2 separate regions of the Homo sapiens genome follow, and region 1 is linked to region 2. A link is an interaction called in ENCODE POLR2A ChIA-PET data of the cell type or tissue named here. Cell type or tissue: GM12878. All regions are shown on one strand.

Region 1 (4,000 bases), 130 kb after region 2:
ATATTTTTACAATGCTTACTAATGTACTTCAATTAAAGAAAATCAGAACATAGCTGAAATTGATTTAAACTCTGCACTTCTCTCTAAGTCAGTTGTAAATCCATCTTTAGAAAAAAGTATAAGTAATTCACTTTCTGATTTGTAATATTTTCCAGGATCCCAAATTATACATAGGTTTTCATAGTTTAAATCCCTCCTTTCTTCTAGGTAATAAAGATATGTATCTATTATTTTGAAAACCTGGTTATACATTACATCATTTGAGGAAAATTCTCTGAACTCATTCAAATGTGCTCTACATTTCTTAGAAGACTACTAATTAAAAACACTCTTTAAGTCAAAATAAAACCCCCAGAAAATAGTTCTGAATTTATGTGGTGAAGAAATTGTTTAGAATGAATCTGACTCGGAGAAAATACAGCATTGAGCTTTTAGGTAGCATTTGTATGCAGAGTACCAGCGTTACAGAAGACAGAGAGGCTAGGCTTGGTGGCTCATGCCTGTAATCCCAGCACTTTGGGAGGCCTAGGCGGGTGGATCACAAGGTCAGGAATTCAAGACCAGCCTGGCCAACATGGTGAAACCCCATCTATACTAAAAATACAAAAGTTAGCTGGGCCTGGTGGCGGGCGCCTGTAATCCTAGCTACTCGGGAGGCTAAGGCAGGAGAATCGCTTGAACCCAATTGAACAGAGGTTGCAGTGAGCCGAGACTGCGCCACTGCACTCCAGCCTGGGCGACAGAGTGAGACTCTGTCTCAAACAAAATAAAACAAAACAAAAAATCAAAAGCAAACAAACAGAAGACAGATATTTGTGAAGAAGGGTATTGAGCATGGAGTTAGACAGACCTAGCTGCAGTCCAGGTCTTCTACTTCATGTTATGATTTCAGGCAAGGTACTTAACATTTATGAGCCTTGGTTTCCTCATCTATAAAGTGGGGCTAATAACACATAATTAACTTTATGTACTGCAGACAAATAATAACAAATAATAGGCAATCTAGTATCAATTTTTTATTTTGGTTCTGCATTATAGAGTGTTTAGCAAATTACCTGAGGTAAATTATCATTCAAATATTACATTTCACTTGAAATGACTAATTGTATTTTCCTGGATCTATTTCTCTCTTTAAGATCAGCAATGTTTATTATTTAATTTAAAAAGTAATACATATTCATTTTTCTAAATTTAAGAAACACAAATAAAAGGGAAGAAAATAAAATATTCCCATCACCAAATCGGTTAGCAAATATTTATTAAATATCTATTTAATGGGCCAGAACTCATCCTAGGCACCAGGTACACAGAGTAAATAAGACAGATATGGCCCACATCCCCATGGCCCCTGTTAAGAATTCATAACCTTGAAATAAGTGACAATAACCCAGATACCTCTCTACATATTTTCCATCTCCACCAGAATTTTGGACTTTTTGAACTGTTCATAATGACCCTGTCAAGGTCAATGTATATTACAAATTTATTTAATATGCTCCTTGCCCCTCTGTGCCAAATCCAATCCTAACTTGCCTGCTCGGGGACACTGGGCCAGCAATTCTTTTACTTTCCTGCATCATTAATTTTTCACTCTCTACTGGATTATTCTCAACCTAGGCATGCTGTTATTTTTCCCACTTATAATATTAACAACCTTCTCACACCATGTCTCCTGTAGTGACTGCCCCTTTTCTTTGCTCTCCTTTGCAGCAAAACTCCTGGCATTAATTGTTTATACACACTCTAAATCTTCTCCACCCATTCTCTCATAAAACCATATAGATTAGCCTTTACTACCACCAGCTCACTGAAACTATGCTTGTCAACACCACCAGTGGTCTCCATGGTGTTGAATGCAATGGTCAATTCTCAGTTCCCCTTTTATTACCCATCAGAAACACTTGACACAACCAGTCGCTTTATTCTCATTGATGCACACTCTTTATTTGTGGCCCATACTACCCATTCTTTTGGGTTTCCTCCTACTTCACTGATTGGTCCTTCTCTTTCTCTTTTGCTGGTTCTCCTTTTCTTCCTAACCTTTTCGTTAAATTGTAGAGGGTTAAGTCTCAATTCTTGGTTCCTTTCTCTATTTACATTTACCTTTTTTGTGATCTTACAGTCTCTTGTGGTTTTAGGCATCATTTTCATGACGATGACTCTCAAGCTTATATATTCTCTCCAGACTATTCTCCTAAACTGCATGTCCCAGGACAACTACTTCCTTGATATCTCCACCTGAGTGTACAATGGATATTTTAAACTTATTATGTTCTCAAGTAAACTTATAATTTTCCACCCTTTTCTAGCATCTCACAAGCTATCAGCAAATCCTGTTGGATCTACGTTCAAAATATATTCAGAATCAAACCATTTCCTTCTCCTCTACTCTCTCACTCTGGTCCAAGCCTCCTGAAAAGATCTCCTACATTTTTTCTCTTTTACAGCCAACTTTTAACACAGTTGCCAGGTAGATCCTTTTAAATATCTAAGTCAGATCATGTCATCCTCTTCTCAAAACCCTCCAATGGTTCTCCCTTTTAATCAGAGTAATAATTAGTCTTTCATTAGCCAAAAGAACCATATAACTAGGTCCACTGGCTTTATCACCTACAGCACTCTCCTTAATCACCATTTCTAGCTGTCTATGGCCTCATTGCTGTGCTGTGAAGAAGGAGGCTTGCTCCTGCCTGACAGCCATTGCTTTAATTCTTCCTTTTTCCTGGAGCACTATTTCTCCAGATGACTCCTTGGCTACCTGCTCAATTTCTTTCAATTCTTTTCCTCTCTTAGTAAAGCCTAATGTGTCCAGTCACTCTGCCCCTCTACTCTGTACCTCAGATTCCACTTACTTAGTTCCAGTTTTATTTTATTCCATATCACTTTCTAACATACTATATGATATTCTGTATATTTTACATATACAGAATATATATTATATTCAAACATTGTGTGTGTATATATATATATAAAATATACAAACATAATATAATATTTCATTAACCTTGTCTATCTCTCGTCACTAGAAAGTTAAGATACTGGAGGGCAAGTGTCTTGATCTCTTTTTTTATTGATGTGTTCAAGGCCCTAGAAAAGTGCTTTGCATATAGTTGAAGCTCAGTCATATTTATTGAATGACTGGAAACCACTGATTTTATTGCAACTTCAAAATAAGCTAAATCCTTTGAGGAGATGGATACCCCATTTTACGTGATGCTATTATTATGCATTGTATGCCTGTATTGAGACATCTCATGTACCCTATAAATGTATACACCTACTATTAGTATGTGCCCATGAAAATTAAAAATGAAAAACTAAGCTAAATCCTAGTATTATAACCAACTTCTACATTCCTTAGCAGAGTATTAACATAATCTTGAAAAAAAGAAAAGAATTTAGTTTGATGATTGAGATGTCTTATTCCTCATCTCCCATGCCAAATTTTTAAAAATAGATAGAAAACAATGTATTTGAACTTTAAAAGCTTCAACTAAATAATATTGGAAATGTGGTAATAACTATTTATCCAGTTTCAAATCTTATTAATATATCATTTAAATGTTCATAAGATTGTAGGTAAATATGTTTAACTTTTATGTTTCTGTCTTTACTAGCTAAATGTATTTTTAATTTGCATGCCATGGTTACAAGAAATTTTCTTTTATTAATTAAAAAAGTAAACAAATTAGATTAAAATATCATTAATAAAAGAATAACAATGTAAAAATACATGAACAGCTTAGAGAAGAGCTCTGCAGTCCAGATAGATGTCTGGTATAGTTAAGGAAGACAGATGAGGCAACCTGGTCTAGTAAAGTAGAAGAAAATCCCAAGGCCTCAAATTAAGTGTGAGTCAATGGATACTTCAGCCATCCCAGGAAGCCAGCTAACTGTCACCCTCAGTCTACTCAGGAGAGGACACAGCCACATGACATATTTCAACTGATAATAAGAGCCAACTACTTGCTTGATCTATCTCAGAGGAGAATGAGAGTCT
Region 2 (4,000 bases):
TAAAACTTTATTTACAAAATCATGTGGCAAGGTCGGATTTGGCCTGTGAACTTATAGGGTGCCAACCCCTGACCTAGTTCGGTTCCTTCATTTTAGAGATAAAGAAAGTAACCCAGTGGGCCTGACTTGCCAATTTCATATAGTTGGCAAACAGCAAAGATGGAAGTACAATTTCATTTTCTGCAGTCTCAATCTAGTAATTTTTCCACTAATCCAACCACCTTTAATCAATCATCATTTTATATCCCATGGATGGATCAGAAAATACACACTCCAGTGTTAGGGATGTCATGATCTCCTTCAACATTGGTAAAAAGCTGAAATAAGGTGATATAATACAAGAATCCAAGATAAAATAATTTTAATTAACTCAGCTGCTACTTGGGTTGTCTTTCAGATTATATGTTATATGTATAAGCATTTTATGTATTCCCATGAATGGCCTTAAATTAGTCTTTCTCTCTTCCTGAATTATGTCTTTCTTCCTGAATTACATGTCTTGCCTTGCCAAAAAATTTTCTTTTACATGTGGGAAGCTTCATTATAGGTACCATGACTGCCTCCTTAGGGGGTGGTAGACAATGTCTTGTCTTTGGATGCCCTGAATTCCCAACCCTTACCTGGCACTTAATGCCAGCCAGGCTGCAGGTGCACGTGTCTGGATCACAGAACACTCGGCAGTCACAGCCACAGTCCTCTCGTGAGAGGCGGATGGCTCGGAGTTCGTGCTTTTCTTCCACGTCAATCTTTTTCACTCCAGAGGCACGCAGCAGAGCTCTTCGTTTTTTTGTTGGCAAAGGTTGTAGGAAGAAGTACTCATCTACCTCTGTGTTGTCCAGGTCAATGTCATCATCAGAAATGTCATCCAGTGTAAGAGTGCTGGCTTCTTCTGATTCTACTGTGCCATTCTTAGTCATCTAAAAACACAAAGCAGCAAATAAGAGACTCATTAAGGGCAGGGTACAAAATCTGTATGTTTGTACTGGGTGAGAATGAACTATTATATATCATCATGTCCTCATAATCAACAAGTGTTTGTTAGATCATTTTTTTAATCTTTAGGAGAAATCACAGAAAGAAAAATAAAGGCATCAAAATGTTAGGCTTTTAAATGTACGGGTAACAGAAGACTGTTAATTGGAACTCATAAACTCCTAATGTTAGGAGCTACAGTTGTTGGAGCTTTTAGAGAGTGCTATGTGAAAAACACCAAAGGTTACAAATGCTCATCAGTGAAAACTATCTTTAGACTCATTTCATGATAGGCAGCTCCAATGTTGGAATAAATGTGTCCTTGTTCAGAGATAATAGCATCCTTGTGGAAGCCATCACCACCTAACTCAGCAAATATGTTGTCCTTGAAATAACAACTCTGTCTTTTGAGTTCCAGCAAAACCATACACCAGGAAATAAAGGTGTGCTGCACTGTGCTACAGGGATTACAAATATGATTATTCTACAGAACATTCCAAGAATGAGGGCTTGATATGAAGTAATCAGTCAGGTCAGCATGCTCTTAGTAAGACAAAGAACAGAGGGCAGGGCCCTCAAGCTCTCAGCAACCAACAGCTGAAACAATAAACTCTGCCCTCAGAGGAGTTCACACAAACCCTCACCCAAAATGGTACCTTCTGCATAATAGCTCATGTGGAAACGGTCTCACATACACATGATTAGTCTGCTTCTATTTATATTTCTTCTCTAAATTAATCTCATCCATCAGTAAGCCCTGAATAAGTACTTCATTTCTTACTATTGTATCACGTTATGTTTCCTTCATAAAAAAGCATTTAGAAAAAGAAGTTTTCTCTGAATATGAGCAAGATATCTACCCTGAGGAGCAGCATAGAATTAATGCAGAAACTCCATGAGAAAAATCATGGAAGTTCTAAATACAGAAGGGATTTTAATTCTTTCATATTTAAATTTATCACTTCCTAAAATTTATTAATTATAATTATTACTATGCTTGGTGAGCTTAACAACAGTTCATCCATCACACACTTAAAATACTTGCAACATCAGACATCATTGTCTCATCTTTACAGGAAAAAGTCTAACATTCAGATAAGAATTTTTATTAGAAAAAATCCTCAAACTGGAAAACTCTGAATGTATTAAAAAACAAATAGAAGATTGGACTTTGCCCTCAAGCAGAGAAACTTTCATAGAGGAAATAACACACTAGCAAGTGTATATACTAAATATATCACAAAGGCCAGGTGCAGTGGCTCGTGCCTGTAATCCCAGGACTTTGGGAGTCCAAGGTGGGCAGATTGCTTGAGGCCAAGAGTTCAAGACCAGCCTGGGCAACATGATGAAACCCCATCTCTATCAAAAATTCACAAAAATTAGCTGGGCATGGTGGTGGGTGCCTGTAGTCCCAGCTGCTTGGGAGGCTGAGGTGCAAGGATCACTTGAGCCCGGGAGGTCAGGCTGCAGTGAGCCATGATTGCACCACTGCATTCCAGCCTGGGTGACAGAGTGAGACCCTATTTAAATAAATAAACAAATTATATATATATATATATATATATATATATATATTCAGAAGTATTTATATATATATGAATACTTTATAAGGTATAAATATATATATTTTATTTATATATATATATATGTTTCAGAGTTAAAATCTGTGATCATGAAAAGGTACACATTCCTCTTTATTGGGTTTTGTCTCTTGGTATAATCTAAAATTTATTTCCTTCCTTGGCATTTCTTTACATATGTATTGTTTAAACTGTGATAGCCACTAGTAGGATGTCACATTGACTGGTTGTGTTTGTCGTTTTTGTTAATTGTTATTTGTAACAAGCTGCATGTTTTTAGCTGTAAAGATCTGATTTTCTAAGGAATTCAAGTTATAATTGCCTAACATACACTCGATCCTCTGTGATAGGTAAAGCTGTAGTAACAGAAAGGAAGTGTTCCCTTTTACATCTTACCACTGTATGGCACTTTGGTTTGTTTTCATTAATTCTTGGCTTGTCTCTGTGAACCTCAGCAAAGTCCTGACTCCTCAGCACATGTAGCACACCCAGGACTTGGGTAGCATGATTCCCTTTAATACTTCCTACTTAATCTCCACGTTCTGTAATATTTATGCTTACTTGTGCAGTTGGTAACATTACAACAACAAAATCTCCATTTTATATCAACAGAGATTGATTTATTTTTATTTTATTTTATATTTATTATTTTTTTTGAGATGGAGTCTAGCTCTGTTTCCCAGGCTGGAGTGCAATGGCACAATCTCGGCTAGCTGCAATCTCAGCCTCCCAGGTTCAAGTGATTCTCCTGCCTCAGCCTCCTGAGTAGCTGGGATTACAGGCGCCTGCCACCATGCCCAGCTAATTTTTGTATTTTTAGTAGAGATGGGGTTTCATCCTGTTGGTCAGGCTGGTCTCGAACTCCTGACCTCAGGTGATCCACCTGCCTTGGCCTCCCAAAGTGCTGGGATTACATGCATGAGCCACCTCTATTTTTTAAAAATGGTTATCAGCCTAATTTTTAAAAAATGGTTGTTATCAGATAATATATGAAATCTAAAAGTCAACATGTAGTAAGATTTTAGCAAATATTTAAAAACATCAAAATTTTTAGGGCAACATGAATAACCAATTCGTGCCTAAGAATTAAAAAACAAACAACTGTATGTCATATGAACTGCAGATTCAGTTTACTCCAAATATAAGTGCCCTTAGAAGTAAAATTTGCATCTCTTATTCCTGCATACTAAAATTAGAATAAGGAATTTCATTTCAAAATAAAAATTTAATTAAGAATCTGGCCAGCTGTGGTGGCTCATGCCTGTAATCACAGCACTTTGGTAGACGGAGGCAGGCAGATCACTTGAGGTCAGGAGTTCGAGACCAGCCTGGGCAACATGGCAAAACCACATCTCTGCTAAAAATACAAAAATTAGCCAGGCATGGAGGGGTACACCTGTAATCACAGCTACTCATGTGACTGAGGCACGAGAATCACTTGAACCTGG

The links. Peaks named below come from ENCODE experiments on the same cell type or tissue, not always from the same donor. Only the 100,000 strongest peaks of a DNase experiment are listed, where the experiment ranks them.
Region 1: POLR2A ChIA-PET joins it to region 2 with 5 read pairs; 3 of 35 experiments call an interaction of 5 or more read pairs at or near these places.

What each region holds. Positions count from the first base shown.
Region 1 is chr2:165,542,969-165,546,968 of GRCh38, reverse strand. All of the region lies in intron 3 of CSRNP3 (cysteine and serine rich nuclear protein 3), which reads right to left. Among named protein-coding and RNA genes, the nearest start is that of CSRNP3, 75 kb to the right of the region's middle. In GM12878, no CTCF peak of the experiment used is centred here; a DNase peak (open chromatin) is centred at 1,887.
Region 2 is chr2:165,673,229-165,677,228 of GRCh38, reverse strand. CSRNP3 (cysteine and serine rich nuclear protein 3) reads right to left here. Exons shown (of 7, transcript NM_001172173.2): 6 at 621-917. Among named protein-coding and RNA genes, the nearest start is that of GALNT3, 120 kb to the left of the region's middle. In GM12878, no CTCF peak of the experiment used is centred here; no DNase peak of the experiment used is centred here.